Linked DNA regions of Homo sapiens: all the other regions are linked to region 1. Evidence: chromatin loops called from intact Hi-C (ENCODE). Cell type or tissue: heart right ventricle. All regions are shown on one strand. Each heading gives the region's core, and the rest is flanking DNA. Links, peaks and the distances in the headings are about the cores only. Region 1 overlaps RTRAF (RNA transcription, translation and transport factor). Region 2 holds the start of PTGDR (prostaglandin D2 receptor). Region 3 holds the start of NID2 (nidogen 2). Region 4 holds the start of LINC02319 (long intergenic non-protein coding RNA 2319).

Region 1 (8,307 bases), core at 2,292-6,291:
TGGCCTATCTAGCATCGGGGACAGAAAGATTCATTTCTCAAAGAGATTTTGGGGTTATATATTTTTGACCAAATTCACCATTACTCATTTGGCATTTTCGACCATCTTAACAAATGCAGACTATGAATCATTAAAAAGACTAACTAAACAGAAGTAGGGTAATGTGGGAAAAACAATGGACCACAGGGTTATAGTGCTTAAAATCCTGGCTCTGTCATTTTCTGTGTCATCTTAGACATTATCCTCATTGAGTCTCAGTTTCTTCATATGATATATATTTTTAAAAAGATATTAGCAGCTGTCTCTAGGATTGTTGGCAGGATTGAATGAGAACATCTTTGCAAAGGATTTAGCATAGTGCAGGCAGAAAACAGAATCCAAATCAGATAAAACCATGAAATCTACTTTATGTTTCATATTCTTCTGTGTATTTTAGTCATTCAACCATAATTTTAATATCAATAGTTAATATTTAGAAAATAAAGACATTTTTCTATGTGCACAGTTTCTGTCAAGAATCAAGAACATGAAGCTGACCTTAAGCATTACCAGGTAATCATCATGACGCTGAATCTGAAGCAGGTTAGCCAAAGCCATCACACCAGCCTTAAAATCAGGATTATTTACTATAAAAGATTAAAAACAAACAAAAACTTACAACCCTGCAAACGTATAATTACAAACATATTTGTGAACATACAAAAACATTTTTAACTTTTCGGTAGCAACAAATCTCTTAGTTTTTAAAACTGCTACTCACAAGAGAAAAAAGAAAGCCCTGTAGACTATCAACAATTAAATAAATTGGTAAGATAAAATGGTTTTCCTATTACTGTATGAGACGGTCCCCAACTTAGGATGGTTAGACTTGTAATTTTTTGACCTTACAATGAGTTCAGTGGGATGTAACCCTAGTGCAAGATGAGGAAAATCTGAACTTACAGTGGTTCCAACTACAATTTTTCAGCTTTACAATGGGTCTTCCGGGGTATTAAATGCATTTTTGACTTATGATATTTTCGACTTTGGGACATGATCTCATCCTAAGTCAAGGAGTATCTGTATTTCATCAGCCAAACTGAATAATCCAATAAATGACTAATTTAACTCACATTATATTTGTCCTGTAACTTTTTCTGCAAGGCTAAATTATACAGCACTTTTAATTAACATTTCTTCCCAAGGCCATTAATTTTAGTACATAGATCCCCTCCATGGATAGTTTTCCCAAAACCTTCTCTCTAAGCAGCAGCTCTGGAGTGTCCAAGAGGCTCACTCATTCAAAAGGGTTAACTCCTAAATTATAGGTCACAATGAATTAGCCAGTGAACAAATATTTTACACATCATAATTTAGGTAATTAGATTCTTCATATTTTTAAAAAGGGAAATTACTAAAAGATATCCAGGACTTAAAATAATGGAAAATTTTACCACTTGTCTGATAGAGTCATTGGATTAAAAGAAATTTACACATTCAAAAAGGCAAACAATGACCCCCATGATTAAATACAAATCAAAACTCCAAATTACTAGAAGCAAATCAAATCAACATTCAGATATTCAAATGCAAGGGGAAGGAGAAAGCACATCATAAAAACATTATAGAGAATAAAATGTTAACATAAATGCTGTCTGCATGGATCCTTCTAAATTTACTAAAACCAAGTAAACCTGGACTTCATTCTTCAAAGAAAAAAACATTTAAAAAACCAAAAATGTTGATGTTCAATGTTATGCATTTATATACTCACCATCCAAATTGATCAATGGTTCTGCATTTTTAGTTGCATTGTCAGCAGTTTTTGAATTATCAGGTACTAAATCCTTGTATTTTTCAGCTATAAAAACAGGCAAAAATATAATTTGTACAACTGCAACTCAAGGTAAAATGACTACTGCTATTTACCAAATTTAACTGAGCCAAAATGATTACAGGTTGAGTTTCCCTTACTGGAAATGCCAATAATTTCCAATTTTAAATTTTTTCAGACTTCGGATTATCTGCATATATAAAATGGGATATTTTGGGGATGGGACTGAAGTCTAAACACAAAATTCATTTTTATGTTCAATGTACAACTTATACACATAGCCTGAAGGTAATTTCATATAATATTTTTAATAATTTTGTGCATGAAATAAAGTTTGTGTTAAGTGCTTATGTGTGGAAATTTCTACTTGTGTCCTCATGTCAGTGCTCAAAAAGTTTTGGATTTTGGAGCATTTAGGATTTCAGATTCTCGGATTAGGGATGCTTAACCTGTATAAGCATAAAACAATTCATTCAATCAAGCTTAATTTTTGCTATAGAAAATGTAAAAAGACAATGTAACTATCTTTTTGATTAAGCTAAAGCAATTACTGGACTATGTGACACAAATATCTTTTCATTAACATTTCTAAAGGCAATCATTTCAAACATGTAAATTTTAGGAAGGTAAAAATCTGCTTTTACAGCTTCCTCTGAAATCTGGGGTAGAAGAATGGGAGGAGGGTTAAGTATAGGTTACGTAAGATTAAATACAAACTCATTAAAAAGTACGCTTCCCCCCATCTTCTTTTGAATGCTGTACATAAAATCCAAAAACCTTGCTTTCCCCAAAAAAATCAATACATCAAATACACCATCATATACAAACCTCAAACTTATTTCATGGAAACTTGAAATTCAGAATTCCAAAGGTAGATTTTATTATTTTCATTTGAAAAACAATACTTCAAAGGAATTCAAAAATAAAAACACTTATTAATAATTCACTAAACTTAATGTTCAAAATGGCATCTTAGGCTATACAGTGCTTATGGGATCTGTTAATGAAACGAGGAAAAAATAAAAGCATAAAATTTAAGTCAGAGTTAAAAAGGCTTCCACTGGCCAAATCTGGAACAGTATCAACAGCAAAATACGTGATGACAGAAAGGATTATAATCCATTGAATAAAATAAAAATCCATGTATCTATACTGATTTAAACAAGTAAATTAGAGATGGGAAAACTTACAAGAGAAAGCCAACAAATAAATGTAGAAAAAATGATGAAATTAGAGAACACCTTTTGTCGATTAACATAATAAATGACTGAGGCAAGAATCATCATATGGTTGCTAAAACTAGTGGGGGAAACTTGAGGCGCAAAAACATAATTGATACAGTCTCAAAGTACCTCCCCACAAGATATATTTATTACAAAGAGGAAAATAGTAACTTTACAGTGGAGAAACCATAACCTAGTGATCAAAGTAACATAACTAGTAATGGGACATATCGCTATCACGTATCTCCTAATATGATGCACTAAAAAGAACACATCACTTCTGTGTTACTCCTAACAAAAGTATAAACCCCAAATCTAATCATGAGGAAACATCATATAAATCCAAATTGAGGGACACTCTACAAAATAAATGTCAGGGTCATGAAGCACAAATAAAGACAGGAACTGTTCCAGATTTTAAGATACTAAGACAGATGTAACAACTAATGCGGTGCATAATCCAGGATTGCTCTGGGTTATTTTTTTCTTTCGAGAGAAGTGGGGGGTTTGGTAAAATGTGAATAAATAATAGTATATCAAAGATAACTTCCTGATTTTGATCACTGTACTGTGGTTATATAAGACAAAGTTGTTTTTAGGAAATGCACTTTAAAGTGTTTAAGAGTAAAAAGGAATCATCTATAATTTACTATCAAATGGTTTGGAAAAAAATGGTGTGTGCCTCTGTGTAGAGAGAAGGATGAAGCAAATGAGGTAACACGCTACATTTGTAGACTTGAGGTATATGAAAATCTTTGTACTATTTTGTAATTTTTCTATACATCTGAAATTATACATTTAAAAAATTTCAGTTATTGATCATGTTGACAAGCTACCAAAAGGCTTCAAAAAATAGTAGAGCGCAAATAATAAAAACTCACAATGGTTTCAGCAAATTTTAAAATAAGTAACTTAAAAGTCAAGGAGGCAACATATCAATGTAAAACCACAAAAGAACATCAGCGCCTCCTACCGATTAGAGACAGTATTATTTGACCAATTTTCAAGTCTGTTTTTGCAATTCTGAATTTTAATAAACAAAACTTGTTTTCTAGCTTAGACTTTTAATATACTTTTGATACCATTCACCTTCAAGTATATGTTGACTTCCTTTTTCAATATTGAAAAATTTACATTCCACACACAAGCTTCTTTTATTCACTAAAAGAACATGCTATTACTGAGAAATACATGTACTTACTAAAGTCAACTGCAGGTATACATGACCATATGCATCTACCATTGAAGGTTAACGGGTTATAAAAATGGAACAAATAGAATAAAACAAATAAACTGAGATGTAAGAATTTGGGAATAAATGAAAAACAGTTTTGATAAGCTACAAATTGGCTCATATACAATTCCTACCAATCCAGAGCAGGGTAGATAAAAAGACCTTGTTAAAGGCCCTAAAATCAATACTACACTAAAGCCATAAGGCTTATGAATACATGTATTTTCTAAAGAAAGAAAAGTTTTTTTTTTTTAAATTAAATGGAAAAGTAAACGAAGTCTCAAATTGAGCTTTCCTTAAGATTTTTGCCATAAGGCTTCTGAAATTTAAGTCTGAGGCATCAGCAAAAAATTGGCTGATGCTCCAAATCAGTGTATGTAAACACTCACATATACTGCATTCGCCACACATTACTGAAATTGATAAGCACCTGTTGTGTGCAAGAAACTATGTCAGGTACTGTGACAGACACAATATTGACCTGTACCCCCCAAGATGTCCATGTCCTGATCCCTGGAACCTGTGTATGTGTTACCTTACATGGCAAGATTTGCAAATATGATAAAATTAAGGATCTTGAGATAGGGGATTATCCTGGATTATCCAGGTGGGCTCAGGAGGATCAGAGCCAGAGACAAAGTTATGACAATGGAAGCAGAATCAGATAAGAGACTGGAAAATGCTATGCTGCTAGACTTGAAGAAGGAAGAAGGGGCCAGAGTCAAGGAATTCAGGCAGCCTCTAGAAGTTAAAAAAGGAAAGAAACAGATTCCCCCGAGAGCCTCCAAAAGGAACCTGCCTTGCTGACAACTTGACATGAACCCAGTGAGGCTAATGTTGGCCTTCTCATTCTAAAATAATAAATTGTGTTTTCAGTCACTGAGTTTGTAGTAATTTGTTACAGCATCAATTGGAAGCTAAGAGAGGTACCATGTAGGAATCAAAGCTGAGTATCAGTTTACAAATTACTGGGACGAATAAGACATAGAAGCAAAATGGAAAGTGGTTAATGACTTAAAATGTATAGGGTTAAAAGCTATGGAAGTTCAGAGGGAAATTATACTGCTGCTAAGACATAAGACAGCATATGAGATGGATCTTAAAAAGATGGGTAGGATTTAGATGTGTAGATAGAATGAAATGGTATATTAGCCAAGGGAAAAGTGTGAACAAAGAAACAGAGGGGGAAATGGGATATAAACAGGAAGCACTATTATTCTAATTTAGCTGGGATGTCAAGATGTGAATACAGGTTGGATATCAGTCATCATTAACTACCATGCTAAGGAGCTTAAAATTCTTTTTATAGAAAATGGGAAATTAGTGTTTATGGATATGTATGTTTATTAATATGAATATGTAACTGGAACTGTTCTTTGGAAACAAGGAGTAAGTGGCATCCTAAAATAGATTAACGTTTCAGAAAGTTAGCTTGGTTGGCCATGCAGTTAAGAACAGAAGGTGACACTAATGGGAGATATTATAATACTCCTGGCAGAAAGTGACAAGAGCCTGAATTAGGATTATGCCAATGGGAATGAAGATACAACAAACATGAGAAAAAGTCAGTGTAGGTGGGATGAAGGGAAAGGGATAAGCCAAGATATAAAAAGGCTTCCAAAGTAAATAATTAAGAAGACTGTAACTAACCGAAAAACACAAAATGCAGGGGATGCAGATAAGATAATCAAATCTTGCATTTAGATGTTGGCAGGCCTTTCAAAATGAAATGGTCTAATAAGAGAAAACACCCGTTTAAAGAAAAATTGTTTTTACTATAGGTACTAACATTCAGAAGCTTCCAACCATAGAAGTATCTGTGCTAAGACAGTAAACATAAGTAATATATTCTGGCCTATAGAGTATTAATGTATATTGGCATTAGACATGTTTCAGTCTTTTGAGAAATTACCTACTGCAACAACACTTCAAAGTCCCATCAATTCTGGGACACTAAAAACAATTTAATTTGAAAGGCTAAGGTGCAGACCATATTATCAAAGTAGTGTTACTCTGTGAGAAGACAGTCAATTAGCCTTCTCCAGAGGGCACCATTTCCAAATTCTAACAGAAATATATAAACACCAATGAAAGACAATAAAAGTGCTTTTAACTTGTGATAAGAATAAACCAAAGGTAAAATAGTACTAGACAAAACAAACTGCAAAGTTCCCTACATTTTCACACTCCCTTTCCCATCTTTCCTCTCTCTTTAAAATACACATTCCCCACAAAACGTACCATTATCTCCATATTCAAGTCTAACAGCTAAACCAAGAAGCCAGTCAATAGCTTCTTGTCGATCTTGAATCTTGAAAGGACAGTTAACATCTCTGAGATACTGTGAGGGGGAAGAAAAGAAAACCACCAGTTTCATTATTACCATAAAGTCACAGAAAAAAGAATGGGAGAGTTGAAAGAGACCTTAGTTTGGATCTCTAACAATTTTTTAATAACATTACTACACTTTTGATGCAATTATATAACCCAACAGAAGGGAACATTTAAGTGTATCATCTTAAGAAAAAAAATAGAATACGACAACTTCCTCATTTTATAGATGAGAAAGCTGAGGCCTAGAGATTGACACTTGCCAAGGGTTACACAACTTACACCTGGGACTAGAATCTAAGCTTTCTGATTCCTAGTCTCAATACACATAGAGCAATTAACTAAAAAGAATAACTTTAAAAAGGATATACAATAAATCATTATCTATCTAAACCTTAACTTTCATATTATGGAAATGCCACTGAAAAGAGTAGCCATGTAACATACATGTAGGGTGTAACCAAGTAATTTAAATAAATGTCAGAAGCTGTATATTCAAATAAATGTTGCATATAATAGTATTATATGTAACATTAATTATATGTAATATAAGATTATAATAAAATCAACTTGAAGGATAATAACTGTTTAGGTTCTGATATGTTGAAATTATTCTTACTGTCATTCCAGGTGTTTCACATCAGAAATACGTGTGTGTATATGTACATATATACACACACATACATACATATTTCTTTTTTTTGAGACAGAGTCTTGTTCTGTTGCCCAGGCTGGAGTGCAATGGCACAATCTTGGCTCACTGCAACCTCCGCCTCCTGAGTTCAAATGATTCTCCTGGCTCAGCCCCCTGGGCAGCTGAGATTACACACATGCGCCACCACACCTGGCTAATTTTGTGTTTTTAGTAGAGACGGGGTTTCGCCACGTTGGCCCGGCTGGTCTCGAACCCCTGACCTCAGGTGATCCACCCATCTTGGCTTCCCAAACTGCTTGGATTATAGGCATGAGCCACCGTGCCCAGCCTAGACAATTTTTTATATTCTCCAGATACCTTTCTACATGCAGAATTCTGTACTGTCTTGTACACATGAATAGACCATAAAATGTAATATAAACAAACATAAAATCCTAAAAATATATTTCAAAGTTTTAAGAAGTCCACTGAAAATTTTAAAAATATTTTCTAAGAGCAAAGGAAAAGAATACAGTAGTATTAATAGTAGTAGTATAGAGGCATTGGCAGTAATAAGCTTATCACACTTGCTATGCGCCAGGGACTTCTGTGAACAATTACTCATTAAAAACAAAGCCACACTTATGAGATAGGTATCATTGTTACCCTCACTTATTGATGAAAAAATTGAGACACGGAAAGGTTAATAACAATGATGTAATTTATACAATCCCTAATTTATAAAATCACTGATTCTAGGGAGAAAGTGCCTAATCACACTGCTCTCGCAAATGAAAAACTTAGCCTTTTTCAAGAAAAATATCTCACTCATCAAATATAACTGATGAAAATGTTTAATGTAAGAAATGACACTAAAAGCATTTTTATTCTAATCTGAGAATTCTTTTTTATGCAAAAGTGTTACTAAAACTAAATCAATGGGAAAATGATTCAAGGCACAAAAATATGATATACCAGAGATCATTTAAGGACTATTTCCCTAGCATACAACAAGGGATATCTGTTTACATTAAATATAAGCATAAACACGACAGTCTTGGTTTTCAAGCAT
Region 2 (4,000 bases), core at 1-4,000, 270 kb before region 1:
GCTGGTGATTCTGAGCTGGTGATTCTGAAGACCACTGCTATATGTCATCTGCGCCTATATCTACATTTAGATAGATATAGATTTATGTATTTGTTTATTTATTTTGGGGGCATACTGTTCCCACCCCTGCATGCTGATGCCCCAGACTTCTTTTTCCGCAAGCAGTAAGGCCTTCATTTAAAGGAAAATCGCTTTGTATTTCCCTTTCATTCACCATTGAAAGTAATATCCAAAATGGCTACATTCTGAGAAGAAATTTAACAACTTTCCTATTCACAGAAGTCTCAGGATTTCGAGAACGTGGGATTGGCAATGGAATTTCTGTAAGTATTGTTTTTGTTGAACAGGTACCTTGGGAGAAAGGAGAGGAGCAGCACTGAAAATGTTTCCTCAAGCCTCACCTACTCCCAGGTGTCTTGGCGGGGACTCCAGGAACAAATGCCTTCAAAATGAGGAGATAATTTCATTTCCATCGCTATCCTCATTACCAAATTGAAACCGGAGATAATGGCTTTCATGTCACCTCACTTGCCAAGATACACTCAAAACCCGTCAAGTCAGGTTGTCAAAACGACACCAGCAGCTAAAACATACAAAGAGCCTCGGCCTCCATCGCCACAATCCCTGGCGGATGCAGCACCAGAAACAGCAGCCGTGGCGTCTCAAAGTTTACGCACGCGTTTTTCAAAATTAAAACTATGCATCTGCAAATCACTCTGGCTGGCTTAAACCTCTTTTTCCCTTTCTATGCCAACACCGGGGAGAAGATCGTCCCAGACGCCATTCGCCCATTTCTGATACCACTGAAGTCATGAGCAGGTCTAACAAAATAAAACATCACCCAGCCGTCGGGAAGTAGAAGACTCCTGTTGCCAAGGAGAAACTAAGTTCTGCTCCTCCTAAGGCGCAAAAATGACCTCGAGATCTCCCCAGAAGGAAGCAGAGAGGAGGGAGTTCTGCCACATGGAGAGGGTTTTGCTGGGCTAGGGAGACACCGCCGGGCTCAGCCTTTCCCTTCCTTTCTCTAACTTTCCCTCATTTCGCTCCGCAAACTGAGTTATATCTCGGGGCTGTGGAAGGAATCCAATTTGGGGAACTCAGCAGCAAACCTTCCTGGCCCAGGGCGCAGCTCGCCTGGCGCCGCGTCCATCCCGATCCGCTCCACCCTTCCCGCCCCGCATCCGCGGCCGGACAGTCTCAGTGCCCTGCTGCCTCGGGGCCCGGGGACTCACAATTACGGGCAGAGAACACATAGTGAAGAGCACGGTCATCAGCGCCAGCAGCAGGAGGTGATCCAGCTCCTCCAGGGGCTGAGGGGACGCTTCCCTCCCGTCCGCGCGCGGCTCGGCACAGTCCCTGGTGCAGGAGCGCGGGTGCCGCTGCAGCCGCCGGTGCATCGCATAGAGGTTGCGCATGGCGCCGAGGTTGCACAGCACGGTGGCGAGGACCAGCAGCGCCATGAGGCTGGAGTAGAGCACAGAGTACCCCAGCACCGACAGCGAGCCCTCCTCGTGGACCATCTGGATAAAGCACCAGGTGCCGGGGCAGTACTGCACGAACTTCCCGAAGCCCATGAAAGGTAGCGCGCAGAAAGCCAGGGAGAAGGCGCTCACCACCGGGGCCACCAGTGCGCCCAGGCGCAGGGTGATGTGCCGTCGGTAGAAGAAAGGGTGCCCTAGGGAGAGCCAGCACTCCAGTGCCATGGCCAGGAGTTGCAGTGTCGAGGAGAGCCCAAAGAAGGACATGAAGAAGGCGAAGGCTTGGCACAACGAGTTGTCCAATGCGGGCGCAAGCACCCGCAGACTCCGGTTCTGAGCGTAGGCAGCCAGCACCACCGGGCTTAGGAGGCACTTGCCCAGCAAGTCGGTGACCGTCAGGCCACACACCAGCATGTAGAAGACCGAGGGCAGCGGGCGCAGTGGACGCCGCGAGCACCACCCCAGCCCCGAGCGCGCCAGCAGCCCCAGGGCCAGCAGGTTGCCCAGGAGGCCGGTGCTGAAGAGCACCCCGCCCATCACCGCCGAGTTGCCTTTTTCCACAGAGGTGGTGTTCTGGCAGCGGTAGAACGGCGACTTCATGGCGTGCGGGAGCAGAGGGCTGGAGTGAAGGCTGCGGAAGGGCGAGGGCCCCGGCGCCCGGGTGCTAAGGAGCCCCCGGCAGCTCCGCGCGCGGCTCGGGCGGAGAAGCTGCGCCACAGAAAAAGCTCCGAGGGCGGCGGGGTGTTCCCCACGGCAGGAACCTCCTATCTAAACTCGCGGGTCACACCCCTCTTTGAGAGGCGGGACGCTCTGCAGGGTGAGCGCCTGGCGCTGGCATTGAAGAGCGCGGAGCAGGCCAGTGAAGAGCTCGGCCCTGACGCGCTGCGTTCTCAGTAGAGACAGACTCTGGTGCCGAGTCGGAACGGCAGGAGGAAAATAGCCAGAATTCCAAGCACCCAACACCAGTCCTTCTAGCGAGGCAAGAGAAGAACTACTAAAGTGGAGGGGAAATTAAGCAGCAGCCACCTGAGAGGAGGGCAATGGTGCTGGTGTTTGAACTGGGGTGGCCAAGAACTCGAAAGATGAGCGAAGAGGGGAGGCTGAGAAAGGGCTTCTACCTAGTTGTCTTGAATTAGCTAGTCAAGGAAAGGTAAAGATAACTCACGTCTGGAAAGCCCCTGAGCCTTAGCTCCTCTTCTCTACTAGATCAGCGCAATTTGGGGCATTCACGGTCATCTCCATTGCATAGGCGAGGAAACTGAGGCCTTGGAAAGTTAAGTGATCTGCCCGTGGTGACAGAGCTACAGAAGTAGCAGAGCCGGACCTCTCACCCGATCTTCTATTTTGGAGTTCATCTGTCCTGTTCCCATGACTCCTCCTCCCAAGAAGTTGTCCAGATTTCAGGGAAGTGGTTTGTGGGAAAGCCAAGAGCCGGTGTTGGTCCTGGGTGCCATGAATCACATTGACTGTAGAGAGCTGGGGGGAAGGGCATGGTTAGCAGCACTGTTGCTGTCATCAGATAGGCCTGGGTTTGAGTCCAGGTTCTGCTCCTCACTGTGTGTGTGACCTTATGGGACTTGCTTAGCCTCTCAAGCAGTAACATCTATCTGGCCTGCTTGGCTCTTCTGAGGCATAGAAATAACACGTAAAGAGCAAGTACATAGAAAGTGCTCAATTCATGCAATCACCATGATTCTTATTTGATAGAAGGGTGTTTTGGTAGCTGATGTTTAACTGCAGTTTTTAGCATGGATTTTGAAATCAGAAAATGGTAGATTTGGCATAGAGCTTTCTCACTCCTCTGATTTGTGGCTACTAGAAAAAATTTATTCCTGTTTGGGCTTTGACTTGGCTGCATCATAAAGGCAAGGGAGTTAATTGTGATAAGCGTGATTTTATATCTTTAACTAGCATTCGATGCCCTGTGAGAGAAATTGGCTTTGAGTGTGGAATCTCAGTGGGATGACTAAGGTTTTGTTATGTAAGTGAGTAGATGATGCCTGGGCTTGAAACGGCTCATTTTTAGGCCTCATGCCAGTTCTGATGGACAGACTCAGGGAAAGAGCAAGACCCTTGGGATTTAGATGTGAAAGCCTGAAGGGTAGACAGAGAGGCTGCCTCCAGACTGAAAGTCTGGCCAGTAATTCAGGCCACAGGGTGGAAAAGAAGAATCTAAGCTTGGAATTAGATAGTTCTGAACTCCACCACTGGCTGTGTGACCCTGGGTTAGTTGTTCAACCTAATGGAATATGAGACTTATGCTGAACTTGTGGGGTTGTTGTGAGGTTGAGAAAACTTGAAGTGCTTTGGCATAGTGTAATAATAATAATAAGAGCTAATATTTATTGGTCCTGATGCAGGTTGGACACTCTCTAAGCCTTTCACTTATATTGACTCAATAGAAGGCCTTGTATAGAGTTAGTTCCCTTGTCTTCTACCTACTCTCTCTCATTCCCATCTCTAGCCCCTAGCACATAAGAATGGGTTTAGAAGAGCCCCACTCGACTTAATGAAGTGAAAGG
Region 3 (8,307 bases), core at 2,268-6,267, 73 kb before region 1:
TAAGCACAGCTGTCCAAAGCCTCCTATTTCAGGGAGAATTCAGCCACTTTATGCAGACAGGAAAACAAAACTGTTCGTTTTAGCATCTTCTCTATTGGAACTATTTTTTTGTACTCAGATTGCATCAGATTCAAAACTAGTGACATCCTCTTATGCTCTGTTTCCCCAACCAGATCATGAGCTCTTTAAGGTCAGGGGCCACATTTTGTACTCCTTTATTTCTTGCAGAGTTGTGTTTGTCATGGTGTACTTTCAGGAAATTGTTGTTGAATGGATGAATGAATGAAAGAATGACAAAAATGGGAGAGCAGTGGTAGGTGAGTTGCTAGGCAGCCTGGTAAAGAGGATTACAAGAGTCAGGTCAGATTAGCAGGAAAGGTGGTGTAGGGGAAAGAATGTTGCATTCTGAGCCAGCAGACATGGGTCCTAGTCCCAGGCTGGCTTGCTTGTCTTCACTCATTCAACAAACATTTCTTACACTTCAAGTGAGCCAGGCAGGCATTGCGGCAGACACTGAAGAAGGCAAAATCCCTGCCCTCCAGGTGTGGTGGTGGTGGTGGTGGTGGTGGTGGTAAGGGAAGCATGTGGAGATCAGGATTATGGGAGAGATGTGTGATAGGAGGTATGATCACGGCAAGCACAGGGCACATGGAAGCAAGGAGAAAGGGCTTCTAAATCAGACTGTGGATTCCAGGAAAGCTTCGTCCACCTGAAAGGAAAAGACAGAGGCACAAAATATAACAAAACATTTACTTGAGCCAAAGTGAGGACAGTTGCCCGGAAGACTTAGACCCAAGTAACCCTGGATATGAGCTTCATGCCGCCTTTATTACAAGCAGGTTTTTTACAGGCAGAAAAGGGGGACAGGGAGTAGGCCGATATGAAATTGTTTGTAAGGAATTCACATTGGTTTACAGAAACAACATTGCTCACTGATTGGCTATGCACTGTTAAGCTATAGGCTATGAGTGATAGTGTCCAGTGTGACATTATTAGGTTAATGTATAGTTACTTGTGGCAATAGCAAGCAGTTTCAAGGATGAATACATAGCTCAAAAGGGGGCAGTAGTGTTACTGGAAAGAGTTCCTGATCCAGACCCTAAGAGAGGGCTCCTGGATCTGGTGCAAGAAAGAATTTGGAGTGAGTCTACAAAGTAAAGTGAAAGTGACTTTATTAGATAAGTAAAGAAACAAAAGAATAGGCAGAGCAGTGGCGTCGGCTGCTTGACTGATTATACTTATGGTTATTTATTGATTATAAGCTAAATGGGGTGGATTATTAATGAGATTTTTGCAAAAGATGTGGGGAATTCTTTTCTCTTCCCAGATTCCTGAAGGAGGAGGGTTTTGATTCAAGCCTTAAAGATGAGAAGGTGTTGGCTTGAAATTGACCAAGAAATTGACCTTTTACTGTAGGTAAAAGGACTTACCTGTGAGGATGTTGTATTGGAGAATTAAAGTCTCAGCTTCAGGTGAGACTTCAGGGTGGCTGTGACGGGAGATAAAGTTAGAGACATAAACTAGAGCTACTTTCCAAAGGGCCTTGCTGCAATATAATTTAGTGGTTAGGAGTGGAGGTTTAGAGATCAGACAGAATTGGGTTCAAATCTCAGCTTTGGTACTTACCAGCCATGTGATAATAACTGATTTTTTTAAAATCCCATCTGAGCTTTAGTTTCCTTAACACAACGACTACCTGTTATCAGTTGTCTATTGCTGCATAACAAATTATCCCAAAATGTAATAGCTTAAAGCAACACACAGCTTCTTCAGCTTCTGAAGCTGAAGCTGTAATTCTCAGTTTTGGTTGGTCTGGAATCCCACCAAAACTATAATTATAATCTAACCAAAACTATAATTCTCAGTTTTGGTGGGTCTGGAATCTGCACCTGGCTTAGCTGGGTCCTCTGCTTCAGGGTCTCTTGCAAGGCTGCAATCAAATGTCAGCCAGCGCTGAGATACCATCTCAAGACCCAACTGGGGAAGGATCCGTTTCCAAGCTCACTGACATGGTTGTTGGCAGAATTCAGTTCCTTGCTGACTGTTGGCCAGAGGCTGCCCTCCTCAGTTCCTTGCTATGTGGGCCTCCCCGACATAACAGCTTGCTTCATCAAAATCAATGAGAGGGAAAGTCAACTAACAAGGAAGAAGCCACAATCTTATTTAGCCTTCTTCTCATCACTCTTGCCACACTATGTTTGTTAGAAATCACAAGGCCAGTCCACACTCCCAGGGCAGAGATTATACAGGGGAATGAACACCAGGAAATGGGGATCATTGGAGACCATCTCAGTGTTTGCTTGCCCCAAAGCTCATAGCTTAGTACCACTAAATAAATGTTAGTTATTATTATTATGCTGAATCGAGAGATAAAGTAAAACTACAGAGGGCCAGTAGTTTTATATCAGGGAGTAACTTCAGATGATGTTGGGCAAGTCAAGTCATCTGTCTTTGAACTTTCATTTCATCCTCAGTAAAATAAAAATACCTGACCCCAGAAAGAATGAGAAAATATATGTGCAAGCATAAATATATTTTTGGAACATCAAATATACAACTCTCCACTCTGAGGAAGCAAACTGCTTTGGGCCAGTTTTCCATTTTGTGTCTGCTCTATGAGTCTCACAGTCTGATGTCTTCACGTTTTTTAGCGTTTGGTCCAGTGGGCCCATAGGAATAAACACCTACAAAGAGCAGTGTGTCTCTGGAGAGTCCTTTAAGGCATTTCCAAGGATTTGCTTTTTGGTTTTTTTCTTTCTTTCGTTCTTTTTAAATATCTTTGCTTTTAAGGACCTCATGGGGGGCCTGGGAGAGAAAACAGACTGTCTGGGAAATTTTAAGCTCTTGATAATAAAAATGGTAATAAAATCTCCTCCAGCTCCTGAGGCTTCGCAGAGGGGATGTTTATGGTGGATGGGGTTCCCCTTCTCCTGCGCAGCTGGTTTCGAGGTTGTGCGGTTTCCAGTCCTGCGGAGCAGCTCAGGTTACCGCCTCCGTGGCCGCGGGGGAGGGCATCTCCGACGGCCGCAGCAATGGGCAAGAGATCAGGGTCTTCCCATCCCCGCGACTCGCCCCTTTCTGCCTGGTAACCAAGCGGGATGCCTCATCCTACTCCCCAAACGGAGCGGATCACACACAGTAGTATTTCATGGTCTTTCCTGCTGCGGTTTTCCCGGGGGAAGGTACTTCCAGAGGGTGGCCAAGTCTTCCCTAGCGGCCGGCCTTCGGGAGGGGGACAGAACTTAGGAGTCAGCCCTCTGCCTTCGTACAAAGGCTCGCTTCTCCTCAGGGCGTCTCTGGGTGGAGCGAAGCGGCCGAGGGGACCACGACAATGTCCCTTTGCTTTTCGGACCGATGGCCAGGCCTCCAGAGCCAGGAGCGCCCGGGACCCCAGGGCAGGGAGCAAAGCTCATACCGCAACCCCGCCACCCGCCCGCGCCCTGCCAGCCTGTTGGGGCCACAGCGCGCAGGCCAGCAGCCGCACTCGCCGCTGCGGGGTTCCCTTTGCGCTGAGCTCATCTCCTGCAACGCCGCTGCCCCAAACCTTGCGGGCCATTTGGTCCCGGGGGTGGGGCTCCTTGGGGGCCGCGGGGCAGCCCGGATGAGAGGATGACCCGGGAGCTCCCTGGGGGCGGAGTGGAAGGGGCAGCTCCAGGCAGCCCTGGCCAGGAGCTTTTACCCCGCCAGCCCCGCTGCTCCAGCGGCCGCTGCCTTAGAAAAGTTAACGAGAACCAGATGTGGTGGCCACTGCCGAACTTTCTCAGAGCCGGTGATTGGTCCCCAGCCGAGGGCCTCAGCCAATTAGCTTGCTGGGTGGGCCTGGAGTCCCGCCCCGCCCAGGCGCCCGCGGAGATCCAGGTTCGAGGCTGGCGCGGCGCGGAGAGTGGGCTGGAGGCCGGGGCGGGACGCGTTGTGCAGCGGGTAAGCGCACGGCCGAGCGAGCATGGAGGGGGACCGGGTGGCCGGGCGGCCGGTGCTGTCGTCGTTACCAGTGCTACTGCTGCTGCCGTTGCTAATGTTGCGGGCCGCGGCGCTGCACCCAGACGAGCTCTTCCCACACGGGGAGTCGTGGGGGGACCAGCTCCTGCAGGAAGGCGACGACGAAAGCTCAGCCGTGGTGAAGCTGGCGAATCCCCTGCACTTCTACGAAGCCCGATTCAGCAACCTCTACGTAAGTTCAGCCCCCTCCTGGCACTTTTCCCGCAGCTTCTTCCCTGGGGTCGGTCTCACGGAAACCCTGCCTCCAGAGGGGAGGAAACAGACCCCACTCCTGGAGCCCCCCAGCACCCTTGCGGTGGTACCCGGCCAGAGAGCGATGCCGCTGCCTGCCCCGCTGCTGTAGGGGAGCAAGAATGACCTGGAGGGGAGAGCAAGAATTGTTCGCAGCCACGTACGCGTCCCAGGCAGAAAAGGTGGCGTTGCTAGGGCGGCCAGCGGGCTTTGCAGTTAGGACCGCGAGAAGGCTGTGCCCGTCTGCGGAGCTGGGGTGTTCCCTCTTCAGACCTGGAGGCTTCCTCTCCGAGGACATGGGGCTCCGGGGTTGTGAGGGGAGTGAGAAGATAGGTGAACGAGTTTTAGGGCCCCTGGACCTACTGCAGCGCGGAGCTGGGACAGTCGCAAAAGTTGCGCTTGTTTCCCTGAATCCAGACTCCCTGGCCAGTGGGGAAGGAGAGAGAGGCTTTTTGCCTAAGTCAGTTCCCTTCCCTCCCTGCGCGAAAGGGTAGCGTCCTTGGGCTTGAGCGACTGTCACCTTTTTGTCCCTCTCCTCTCCCAGGTGGGCACCAACGGCATCATCTCCACTCAGGACTTCCCCAGGGAAACGCAGTATGTGGACTATGATTTCCCCACCGACTTCCCGGCCATCGCCCCTTTTCTGGCGGACATCGACACGAGCCACGGCAGAGGCCGAGTCCTGTACCGAGAGGACACCTCCCCCGCAGTGCTGGGCCTGGCCGCCCGCTATGTGCGCGCTGGCTTCCCGCGCTCTGCGCGCTTTACCCCCACCCACGCCTTCCTGGCCACCTGGGAGCAGGTAGGCGCTTACGAGGAGGTCAAGCGCGGGGCGCTGCCCTCGGGAGAGGTAAGTGACCAGGGATATTTGACTGCTGAGGAAATTGAAGGATGGGCTTAAATTCTGGGGCAGCGACCCAGGGACTGGCTCGGAGTTGTTTCTGAGCCTACTCTTGCGCTGAACCTGACCTTGGAGGCAGCAGGGCTGGAGTGGCTTGGGAGTGAGGAAAGACGTTGTCTCTAGGCATCTTCTGAGGCCCTGGCAGGTGGTCACTCCCTTGAGGAAAAAAATGCTTAGCGGATATGAGAGCGGGAGTGCAGATGTGGGAGCCCCTTTGAACATAAGGCAATTTACTGTTTGGTTGCTTATTTTTAGAACCATCTCTAAGTATACAAGTATTTCTAATTATATGTTCATTGAAGGGGAAAAAATCAGAAAATACAGATAATTTTAAAAAAGAAAACAACCACTCATTTTCCCACCACTGATAAACATTTTTCTGCGTACATTTTCAGAGTTTTTTCTTCTGCATATCTTTATTGCTGTCTATTAACAATGATGAGTTTACACTGCACATACTGTTTTATAACTTGCTTTTTTCACAGAATAGTGTATTGTAAATATGTTTCAATGTCAATAAATGTATTTCTACATCATTTATAATGATGCATACTACTGTATCCTGCTATTATCCTGTATAATAGTGGGTGTACCACAGTATGCTCAACCAGTGTTGGGCCATTAAGGCTTTTTCTGGTTTTTCATTATTATAAATAATAGCGTGAATCACTTTTTAAAAAGCTAAATCTTTGCACATGTTCTTAGTTGACATTCCAGGAAGTGCAATTGGTAGGTCAGAGAGGATGCACTTTTGATAAAGTTCTTGATAACTTCTGCCTAATTGCCTTCCAGGTACCAGTTTACAAGTTTCTTAGTTTATAGGAGTCTGCCGTCAATGTGCTTTACAGTCTCTACCTGCGGAAAGTAAAAAATTCCAGGCTCCTGGTCTTTAGTCTTGTCATCAACATTTGAAGTCCTCCAAATGGATATGAGTGGGGCCAGCGTGCTTGGTAAATGGCAAACTGCCTCATTCCTGAAGAAAGTAAGGGCTTCCTTCTATGGAATTAGACCTGAATCTAAAATACCATACTCTAGGGGCTGAAACCATATGATTCATCTCAATTTTAACTTACGGAAATGCTTCTTCACTATAGAAGGATGGTACATGCCCCCTGTAAGAGGTGAGGTTGCTTGCCCATGTCACTGATCTCTATCTTGTAAGGATGCTGTGACTTATATCTTTTGTATGGGGACTCTTTATTTTTTAATTTTTGAGGGTACATAGTAGGTGTATATATTTATGGGGTACATGGGATGTTTTGGTACAGGCATGCAATACGTAATAATCACATCTTGGAGAATGGGGTATCCATCCCCCCAAGCATTTATCCTTTGTATTACACACAATCTAATTACACTCTTAGTTATTTAAAAATGTACAATTAAGTTATTATTGACTATAATAACCTGTTATCACAGGTTATAGTCACCCTGTTGTGCTATCAAATGGTAGGTCTTATTCATTCCTTCTATTTTTTTTTTTTTGGTACCCGTTAACTGTGTCCACCTTCCCCTGACCCCTACTACCCTTCCCAGCCTCTGGTAACCATCCTGTTACTCTCTATGTTGCATAAGGACTCTTTAAATGCAAGGTTTTTGGAATTAAAACTTTTGTCTGGTCCTTTTCTGGGGTGGGGGAGGTTTAGGGTAGAAGAGATTTGTAAATTCCATCTCTCTTTTACTTTTCTAATTAAAATCCACCTGCAGACATTACCATTTGCTAGTTGGCTTCAGAATGTTTCATTAAGAAAACTAGAAATACCATTTGACCCAGCCATCCCATTACTGGGTATATACCCAAAGGACTATAAATCATGCTGCTATAAAGACACATGCACACGTATGTTTATTGCGGCACTATTCACAATAGCAAAGACTTGGAACCAACCCAAATGTCCAACAATGATAGACTGGATTAAGAAAATGTGGCACATATACACCATGGAATACTATGCAGCCTTAAAAAATGATGAGTTCATGTCCTTTGTAGGGACATGGATGAAATTGGAAACCATCATTCTCAGTAAACTATCGCAAGAACAAAAAACCAAACACTGCATATTCTCACTCATAGGTGGGAATTGAACAATGAGATCACATGGACACAGGAAGGGGAATATCACACTCTGGGGACTGTGGTGGGGTTGGGGGAGGGGGGAGGGATAGCATTGGGAGATATACCTAATGCTAGATGACACGTTAGTGGGTGCAGCGCACCAGCATGGCACATGTATACATATGTAACTAACCTGCACAATGTGCACATGTACCCTAAAACTTAGAGTATAATAAAAAATAAATAAATAAATAAATAAATAAATAAAAAAGAAAGGGGAAAAAAAAAAAAAAAGAAAGGAGGATTCTGTTTGGATAGGGGATGTTCTTTCAATTACCCACATTGAAGTTTCTTCCAATATTTTAAAGAGCTCTGGGACTTGAGTTCTTGTTTTAATAGTTCTTTGGAGATAGACTTTGGCAAACAGTAATCTAATTTGCTTGAAGGACTGAGTTCTACATGGCGTTCTTAAAGTTTGGCTTACTAACTTTATATTGCAAAGTTACTGGAAACTGGAAGATTCAAAGCAATGGCATCTTTGCCATTAAAAACAATTGCAGTTGGTGCCCTTTTTCTCCATGGATATTCCTGTCAGGTGTGACCAGATGTTGCACCTGATATTGCAGGAATGTCAAGGTGTAATTGTATCTGAAAAAAAAATGTGAACAAATAGTGTTTGTCAATTCAGTTAATCTGAGATTTCTTGAACTCTCATAGGTAGTTCACAGAGCAAAAAAGTTATGGTGTAGACCTTTGAAATACTTATTGATGGGAGACATAGAGGACTAATGTTTAGCTGTGCTTTTTGTGGGGAAAGAGGAGTGTTTTGTTTTTGTCATTTTAGGGATGGGGTTAGAGACAGCTGAGTTATATAGATCTCTGTAATGTGGGGAATGTTTTGTTTATCTGGAATTTAAGTCAGGTTGAAAGGGCTAAAAAGAATGGATATTGAGAATGAGGTATCAAGAGAGATTGTTCTGAGCAAAAACATGACCCAGGAGAAGGTTGAGAGAGCAACCTATTAGCAAAGGGGCCAGAGAAATGGATGAAGGAGTCACAGGCAGTAACATAAGACAGATGAGTGCAAGGTTGCCCGCTATGGTTGAATATTTGTCCCCTC
Region 4 (8,307 bases), core at 2,218-6,217, 130 kb before region 1:
GCTACAGACAGCCAAGCCCTGGGGCCACTGAGACGCAAGGATAGCAGGGGTACACCCCAGAGTTAAGCAGAGACCCTGTTCTCAGCCTTTCTCGTGATGACAATTTATGCTCCCGGGTTTTGGTTGCTAAAGGATCAAATACACTTTAGATCTAGAAGTGAATGAAGAAGTGTGTCTGTAAAAGAACACTACTGCCACCTCAACAACAAAAAAACCATTTTCCTCCCAGCCTAACATAGGTAGGTCCTGCCGTGGTCTTGGTGGTCGACCACTGGGGGGCAGAAGAGGATAAAAGTTTTCCCTAGAAGGTGCCTTGTCGACGGGAATCATTGGTCTCCCTGGCGCTTTTCCAATTCTCTCTCTGTGATCTCGTTCAGGCTAACTCTCTCAGAGGTTTTAGAGGAAATTACAGTTTGATCTTCCGGGCAGGAAGGTTATGTAGAGCACTGGTCCTCAAAATGTCCTCAGATTCCTGGGGATCACTGAGACCCTTTCAGGAGGTCCTGGAAGTCAAATTATTTTCAGAATAATAACAAGATATTGTCTTTTTTCCCTGGGTTGATACCTGCACCAATAGTGCAAAACTGATGGTTAAATCTGCTGGTAGCTTAGCACAAATCAAGGTACTGGCACAAAACTCTTCTAACAGTCATTGTATTCTTCACTATCACACACACGCAGTTAAAAAAAAAAAAGCCAGTTTCACCTAGGAATGGCCTTGATCAAGTGGTAAAAGTTATTGATTTTATCAAATCTTGACCCTTGCTTGGATTTATTTCCTTTTACTATTCAATGTGACAGAATGGGAGTACACACAGAACAGTTTTGCTGCATACTGAAGTAGGATAGTTATTCTGAGGAAAAACACTTCTGCAACATATACAAGATTCCTCCCTTTTTGGGGAACATCAATTTTACTTTAAAAAAAAAAAACTAAAAAAGTGACTGACAGAGAAATTATGGTTTTTCAGACTTCAGTATTTGGCTGATGTTTTCTCAAAAATAAAGTGAGCTTATCCCTTTAAGGAAAACAAGTAACTACAGTATGTGTGTTAATGACAAAATGTGAGCTTTCAAGCAAAACTTGGAAATCTAGAAAACTTGTATCTACCACAGTGAGCTTCACAAGTTCATATCTGAAGACTTTTCTGATCAATCTGATGGTGATATTAATAAATTTGATATTTTTTGTATTGTATAATGAAATGTGTCAAAATGGTGATGATTTGCATAACTCACTGAATGACTATTTTACCCTACACATAGTAAATTAAAAGATCTATTCAAAGTGTAAGACAATAAATGGATTTTAATATAACAGAGTACAAAAAGTTCATTGATATGGTTTCAGATTCCATATTACTACTAATCTTTCAAAAACTAACATTTTGGTAATTTGTTTTTTTTTTAATTGGCCACAAAAATATCTGAAAAGCTGTTGAAATACCCCTTCTTTTTCCAACTACTTATCTGCGCAAGGCTGGATTTTCTTATGTCAATCGAAACATGTAGGGCCTGGCGCGGTGACTCACACCTGTAATCCCCGCACTTTGGGAGGCTGAGGTGGGTGGATTACAAGGTCAGGAGTTCAAGATCAGCCTGGCCAACATGGTGAAACCCCGTCTCTACTAAAAAATACAAAAATTAGCTGGGCGTGGTGGCAGGCGTCTGTAATCCCAGCTACTTGGGAGGCTGAGGCAGGAGAATTGCTTGAACCCGGGCGGCAGAGGTTGCAGTGATCCGAGATCGAGCCACTGCACTCCAGCCTGGGTGACAGAGTGAGACTCTGTCTCCAAAAAAAAAAAAAAAAAAAAGAAAAAAAAAGAAACACTGTATTACAGCCAACGGAGAACAGGAGCAGATATGAGGCTCTGCTAGCCACTAACCACTAATTCTACCATGTTTTGAATAAACATTCAGGAAAGTAGGTGTCTTGATTTGTTCCCCTGTCATTTAATTACTACAAATAAACATGACTTCCTCCTTTGTCTACAAATGCTCTTCTTTTGAAAACCAAAGATCTTGACCAGGATACTTTTACTAGGCAACCTGTGCTTTGCTAACAGCAATATGATCTATCACTTATATTGTAAATGTTTTTAGTTTACAAATACTACGCATACATTCCACTCAAATACTCTGAAGTCAAGATGGGATTTGCCCAAGGTTGTGTAGTAAACAGCAGCAGAGTCACTAAAACTCTGTTTTAATGACTTAAGGTCATTTGCTGCCCCATGACACCGCTTGATCTGGAAAGTGTCTTCGCCTAGGCAGTTTGCCAGAAGAGGGAGAGAAGAAATTAAAGAGACCAGATAACTTTGCATTTGGTAAAGAACAAATCTGTCTCTCTTAGGCAGGAGTGAAGAGGATGAGATTCTTGTGTGTGGTAGGTTATGGGTCTGAACTACAATTCAGATTCTTTTTAATTTTTTTTTTATTTTTTATTTTTAGATACAGTCTCTCTCTGTTACACAGGCTGGAGTGCAGTGGCACGATCTGGATTCACTGCATCCTCGACCTCCCAAGCTCAAGCGATCCTCTCACCTCAGCATCTGAGTAGCTGGGACAACAGGCGCCACACCACCACACCCGGTAAATTTTTGCAATTTTTGTAGAGATGGGGTTTCACCGTGCTGCCCATGTTGGTCTCGAACTCCTGGACCTAAGCGTTCCGCCTGGCTCGGTCTCCTGAAGTGTTAGGATTACAGGCATCAGTAATTGCACCCGGCCAAACAATTCAGGTTCTTTTTTGTTTTGAGACCGACTCTCAAACTGATCGCCCAGGCTGGAGTGCAGTGGCACGGTCTCAGCTCACTCCAACCTCTGCCTCCCAGGTTGAAGGGATTCTCGTGCCTCAGACTCTTGAGTAGCTGGAGTAAGCCTAATTAATTAATTTTTTTTTTTTTTTGTATTTTTAGTAGAGATGGGGTTCCACCATGTTGGCCAGGCTGGTCTCGAATTCCTGGCCTCAGGTGATCCCGCCTGCCTCCGCTTCCCAGAGTGCTGGGATTACAGGCGTGAGCCACCGAACCTCGCACATTTGTTACATTTGTAGACAAGCGGGACAAAATGAAGGGAGGGAAGCTGTGTATAGAATGAAAAAGGCGATTCTTCAGGAGTTAAGAGTAGTTTATAGAATCTGTCACCAGTGTCTTTTCCTTGTATTCTCTTTTCCCGTTTCACACATCTCTTTCCTAAAGAGTTGGCAACTTTAACAATATTTACATTTGCATGGCCCCTCTCAATTTTCAAAGTATTTTCGCAATCATTGTTCACTAAACCTCAGACAGAGCCTTCCCTCTGTGAGGAAAGCTCACAGAGTAGGTGTTATGGGCTCCTGGTGCCTTGGCAAGCAGAAGTATTTCAGGAGCTAGGCGAGCTGACTCTAGCCTAGTCTGGAGGATGAGCTGGTAGGATGGGGAGAGCCTACCCCAACTCAGCTGCCCACAGCATCAGCACCACCCTCCACTTGGAAAAGAGGAAGCACCAGAACCCAACGTTCCCCCAGACAAAAAGCCCCAGAGTTTCTGATTCAGTTCGTTAAGGATGGGGCCTGGGAATGTGCATTTCTATCACGTTCCCAACAGATGCTACCGGTCTGGGAACTACACTTTGAGAACCACTGCTTTAATTCATACCATATGTTTGCAGAATTAGTCCAAAAACTTGTATGTTAGGTGACACCTGATAAAAGAAAAAGTTCATCTGAATTAAATTTAAAGAAGTTTAATTGAGCAATGAACAATTTGCGAATGGGGCAGCACCCAGAGTCACAGCAGATTCACAGAGACTCCAGCACAACCACGTGGTGGAAGAAGATTTATAGACAAAAAAAGGGAAATGACCTACAGAAACCGGAAGTGACGCACAGAACAGCTGGATTGATTGCAGGTTGGCATTTGCCTTTTTTTTTTTTTTTTTTTTTTTTGAGACGGAGTCTCGCTCTGTCGCCCAGGCTGGAGTGCAGTGGCGGGATCTCGGCTCACTGCAAGCTCCGCCTCCCGGGTTCACGCCATTCTCCTGCTTCAGCCTCCCAAGTAGCTGGGACTACAGGCGCCCGCCACTACGCCCGGCTAATTTTTTGTATTTTTAGTAGAGACGGGGTTTCACCGTTTTAGCCGGGATGGTCTCGATCTCCTGACCTCGTGATCCGCCCGCCTCGGCCTCCCAAAGTGCTGGGACTACAGGCGTGAGCCACCGCGCCCGGCCGGCATTTGCCTTTTTTGAACACAGTCTGAACACTCATCAGTGTGTGAGTAGTTGAAGTATGGCTGCTGGGATTGGCCAAGACTCAGCTATTGTTACAGATGCATACTCCTAAGTTAGGTTTTCAATCTTGTTTATTAAGCTAGGTTACAGTTCATCCCCAAGGACTCAAATATAGAAGAATGGAGTCCTTCTCAGGCTATATTTATTTTGCTTTAACACACCTATGTCCTTGAAGGAACCCATGAAGAGCCCTTTCATGAAGAGTCTGTTTTGCTGATGAGGAAGATGAATAGAAATAAGCAACTTGTCCAAGGCCATGCTGAGAGAAATTTGGTAGAGTCCGTCTGAAGTAGACCCATGATCTTCTGATTCCTTACCAAGGGTAGTTCCTAAGGCTGTTAGTCTTTCACAACTTTCTTTAATAGCAGACAGGGGTGATTAGCAGTTGCTATTTGTGAAATGTCTAAGAGTTGATGCCTGGGATGGCCCTTGAGTTCACAGCTGTGAAAGTAAACCCATTACAACTATTTTTGTTTGTTTGTTTGTTTGTTTGAGATGGAGTCTCACTTTGTTGCCTGGGCTATAGTGCAGTGGCCTGATCTCGGCTCACTGCAACCTCCGTCTCCTGAGTTCAAGCAATTCTCCCCCCTCAGCCTCCCAAGTAGCTGGGACTATAGGCGCACATCACTACACCCGGCTAATTTTTTTTACTTTTAGTAGAGATGGGGTTTCACCATGTTGGCCAGGCTGGTCTTGATCTCCTGACCTCGTGACCTGTCCGCCTTGGCCTCCCAAAGTGCTGGGATTACAGGCGTGAGCCATCGCACCTGGCCCCCCATCACAACTATTTTATGGTCTGGGTCCCAGATTTTATTCACCTCTCTACCCCGGCAGCAACCTACACAGTGTTTCCTGCCTTCTAGGTGTATTAAATAAATACATGTTGGCTGAGCACAGTGGCTCACACCTGTAATCCCAGCACTTTGGGAGACTGAGGCAGGAGGATTGCTTGAGCCGAGTTTGAGACTAACCTGAGCAACATAGTGAGACCCCATCTCTAGAAAATAAGTTGAACATGAGCATGACCTAATAGCAATGAAAAAAGAATGCTCCCTATTTTTATCCATGACACATTATAGGAGATAAAAATGTCCTTCAGCGTACCTGAGATTATCAAGGATAGAAGTACATAAAACATTAAATTTCAGCTCTTTAGAATTATATGCCTAAATGCTGTTGGGTTTCCAAAGATAGTGGATTTCAACCCAATTTAATTTTAAAAAATGATGTTCACGCTAAACAAATAACTGTGCTGGGGTTGTAAGTAAGATCTAGTTTCTCACTTACAGGAATTTAGTGTCAAGTGGGAAGATGCAGAATGTTCGTAATTAACTACAGTATTACATGAAATAGAATGTGTTACCTGCCAAAATAGAGATCTACAGTGCAAAGAGACAAAAAGGTGAGAACTGGCTTTCACTTAGGAGAGTGAATGAAGCATTTGTGGAGGAAATGGTATCTGAACCGAGCCCCTAAAGGGTAGGTGGATCTTGCCTGTTAAAGAGAAAGAATCTTCTGGGCAGAGAAAATCACATGGGAAAAGAGATAGGCACAAAGATCTCTTGGGAGCAGCTACTTTTCCATATGGACTGGGCAGGGCACGCGAGTGAAGTATGAAGTTCAACTGGAATGTCATTGGGAACAGCCAAGGCCGAGAACTATGGAATAGTTTTGAGCCAGGGGAGATATGATCAGGGCTGTGCTGCAGAGAAAGTGGCTGCAGCAGGGAGCAGTGTGGAGGGCAGGGGGAAGAGATAAGAAGAGAGAGGTGAAGAGTTGGAAACCAGTAAGAAGGACACTTCAGAATGTGACATGAGTGAGAGAGTGGGTTTGGGCTCCTCTGTGGTAAACCTCATTTTGAAACTGGTTTCACTCGCTACCCCTGCAATTTAGGCTTTAAAATAAGACTGTCTTTGGACTTTAGTTTTCTCACCTGTGAAAGGAGAGGGTCGATGCTGGCTCAAGTCGGCCATCTCTGATGGTCTGTGATTCTAAGCATCTTATTTGTCATCTGCTACAAATCCAATTCTGGATGGCTGAGGTCACTTCTCATCCTTAAAATTTGCTAACATGAATTTGGTGTTGTTTGGTGCTGTTTGCAATTGGAAATCCCACTGATATGGCCATGATTTGGGGCAGGATTGGGAAGATGAAATCATTGAGTTGGAGTTTATTCCAATTTGCCTTATTTAAAACTTATTTCAGTTATACCAACTTTTCAAGCATGGCTGAAAAGAGAAAATATATCTTGCTGGGTTTACAAACTCGGGGGACAGGAAGTAGGTTTCCAACTCTGAACATGTGGTAGGTTACTTAGGTTACTTCTTGTAAACACAAGGATTTTACATCAGGGGCAGAGGCCAGATTTCATGACTATAACTGGAAATCTTAGGAAACAGATGAATCATATAACCCATCACTTCAACTGGAAAGCAAATGTATCCTACTATTAGAGTTTATCTCGAAATGCTTTGGGAAATCTCAGGGGGCTGGAGGAACCCTCAGCTCAAGCCATTTGTGGGATGTGTTGGTCCGGCATAGACTCCAGCCAAAAGACCAAATATTGCCTTTTGTTGTTTCCTGGAGGGAAGGATATGGACAACAATGATCTGGCCGTGGGGAAGATTCAAGGGAATAAAAATGAATCATCACCAGCCACCAGGAAGCACCAGGAGCTCTCTAAATGGAATGGAGGCCTCCCATACCTTGGGTGGGTGAGGTAAAACAATAGCTGATGAGGGAGACAGAGGCGGAGATAGGAACACTCAGCTTTACTGAGACTGGCAACCATGGTGAAGGAACTAACCAAAAGAAATATGAGCTTGCTGCTGCCCCGAATTTCAAAAGAAATCACTTCGGGGCTGGTTTCCTGTAGTGTCCCTTAGGGAGGTCATTTTTTTTTTTTCTGAGCCACCCCTGGTGATTTCCTCATCAGCTGCCCCAGCTCTAGTATCCACCATGAGCAATGTCATCTGCATAATAATGTGGAGAATGTAACCAACTATTCACTCCATGTCCAAAAGGGCTCTGTGAACTATGAGGCTACAAAGAGCCTCCAACCAGAAGACTGGAGTGCTAATTGCTGCCCTAGGAAGGAGGGTGGAGGGACATCTGCCCTCCAGTTCAGGTCCTCAGCTGCGGCTTTGGGGGAATTTTAGACACACCCTGCTAGTTGCTGGACCCTGGGACATAGGATTTGAGCTGGATTCTTTCTTGTCTTCTTGTGCTTTTTAAATAATGTAATTAATTAATTACCTTTTTAAAGCATCCTTATATCTCTCCATTTATTTTTGTCTTCTTTAGTGTTTCTAAATAAAGTCTTTTTTTAACCTTTAAAAATTAAGGATATTTTCAAACATACAAAAATTAGAGGATAGTATGATGAACCCACACCACCTAACTTCGATATCTGACCAAGTTTGTTTCACTTATGTCCCTTCCAGTTTTTTTCTAGATATGTAAAAACACATTCGAAGTATCATGTCATCTGTAAAGTCTTCAAAATATATTGCTAGCAGATAAGGAGTTTTAACAAATAACAGTACTACTATTATATGTAACAAAACTAGTAATTTTTTCACCTCACGTAATGCCCAGTGATCCACTTTCTCTTGTTGTCTAAAATGTCTTTTTTGAAGTTGGCTTGAGTTGGAAACCAAGTAAGATCTATACAAAATACACGTTAGTTCCTCTCTTCTTTTCATGCTATTCATTCGTAGAAGAAATCAGATAATAGGTTCTGTAGAATTTCGAGCTTTGGCTTATTGCATTCTTGTGGTGTTTTCCCAAGGAGCCCTTGTGTCCAGATGGTGGTCTTTCAATAACATTTCCCAATTTTTTATGATTACAGGGTTTTTGCTTATTTGATTTTATATTTGTATCTTGTTGTTCCTATGCTGAAAAGCTCAGTCTCTATATTAACATAATTACTTGTCAACTTTAGCTTACAACACATATATAGCTTAAAAATAATAGGCAATAAGACTACTGAACCTAGGTTAAGAGTTCTCTGCAATAATTCCATGGAGATAATATCTT

The links. Peaks named below come from ENCODE experiments on the same cell type or tissue, not always from the same donor. Only the 100,000 strongest peaks of a DNase experiment are listed, where the experiment ranks them.
Region 2: a loop joins it to region 1, with 4 times the contacts of the local background. A loop is called at or near these places in 27 of 110 quality-filtered maps.
Region 3: a loop joins it to region 1, with 5 times the contacts of the local background. A loop is called at or near these places in 44 of 110 quality-filtered maps.
Region 4: it touches region 1 in a loop (7-fold over the local background); 82 of 110 quality-filtered maps call a loop at or near these places.

What each region holds. Positions count from the first base shown.
Region 1 is chr14:51,992,027-52,000,333 of GRCh38, reverse strand. RTRAF (RNA transcription, translation and transport factor) reads right to left here. Exons shown (of 8, transcript NM_016039.3): 3 at 6,512-6,611; 4 at 1,754-1,840; 5 at 538-626. Among named protein-coding and RNA genes, the nearest start is that of RTRAF, 6.6 kb to the right of the region's middle. In heart right ventricle, for the core only: a CTCF peak has its summit at 4,004; no DNase peak of the experiment used is centred there; H3K27ac peaks cover 1,581 bases.
Region 2 is chr14:52,265,893-52,269,892 of GRCh38, reverse strand. It overlaps PTGDR (prostaglandin D2 receptor), which reads right to left and starts at 2,195. Exons shown (of 2, transcript NM_000953.3): 1 at 1,233-2,195. The coding sequence starts at 2,078. In heart right ventricle, for the core only: no CTCF peak of the experiment used is centred there; DNase peaks (open chromatin) are centred at 1,772 and 2,203; H3K4me3 peaks cover 3,471 bases; H3K27ac peaks cover 4,000 bases; H3K27me3 peaks cover 2,910 bases.
Region 3 is chr14:52,064,631-52,072,937 of GRCh38, reverse strand. NID2 (nidogen 2) reads left to right here and starts at 3,879. Exons shown (of 22, transcript NM_007361.4): 1 at 3,879-4,171; 2 at 4,775-5,080. The coding sequence starts at 3,944. LOC105378180 (a long non-coding RNA gene) reads right to left here and starts at 3,702. Exons shown (of 2, transcript XR_943864.4): 1 at 1,431-3,702; 2 at 1-709. In heart right ventricle, for the core only: a CTCF peak has its summit at 3,962; DNase peaks (open chromatin) are centred at 3,787, 4,257, 4,689 and 4,915; H3K4me3 peaks cover 3,539 bases; H3K27ac peaks cover 3,159 bases.
Region 4 is chr14:52,123,866-52,132,172 of GRCh38, reverse strand. It overlaps LINC02319 (long intergenic non-protein coding RNA 2319), which reads left to right and starts at 6,676. Exons shown (of 3, transcript NR_187197.1): 1 at 6,676-6,979. In heart right ventricle, for the core only: no CTCF peak of the experiment used is centred there; no DNase peak of the experiment used is centred there; H3K27ac peaks cover 241 bases.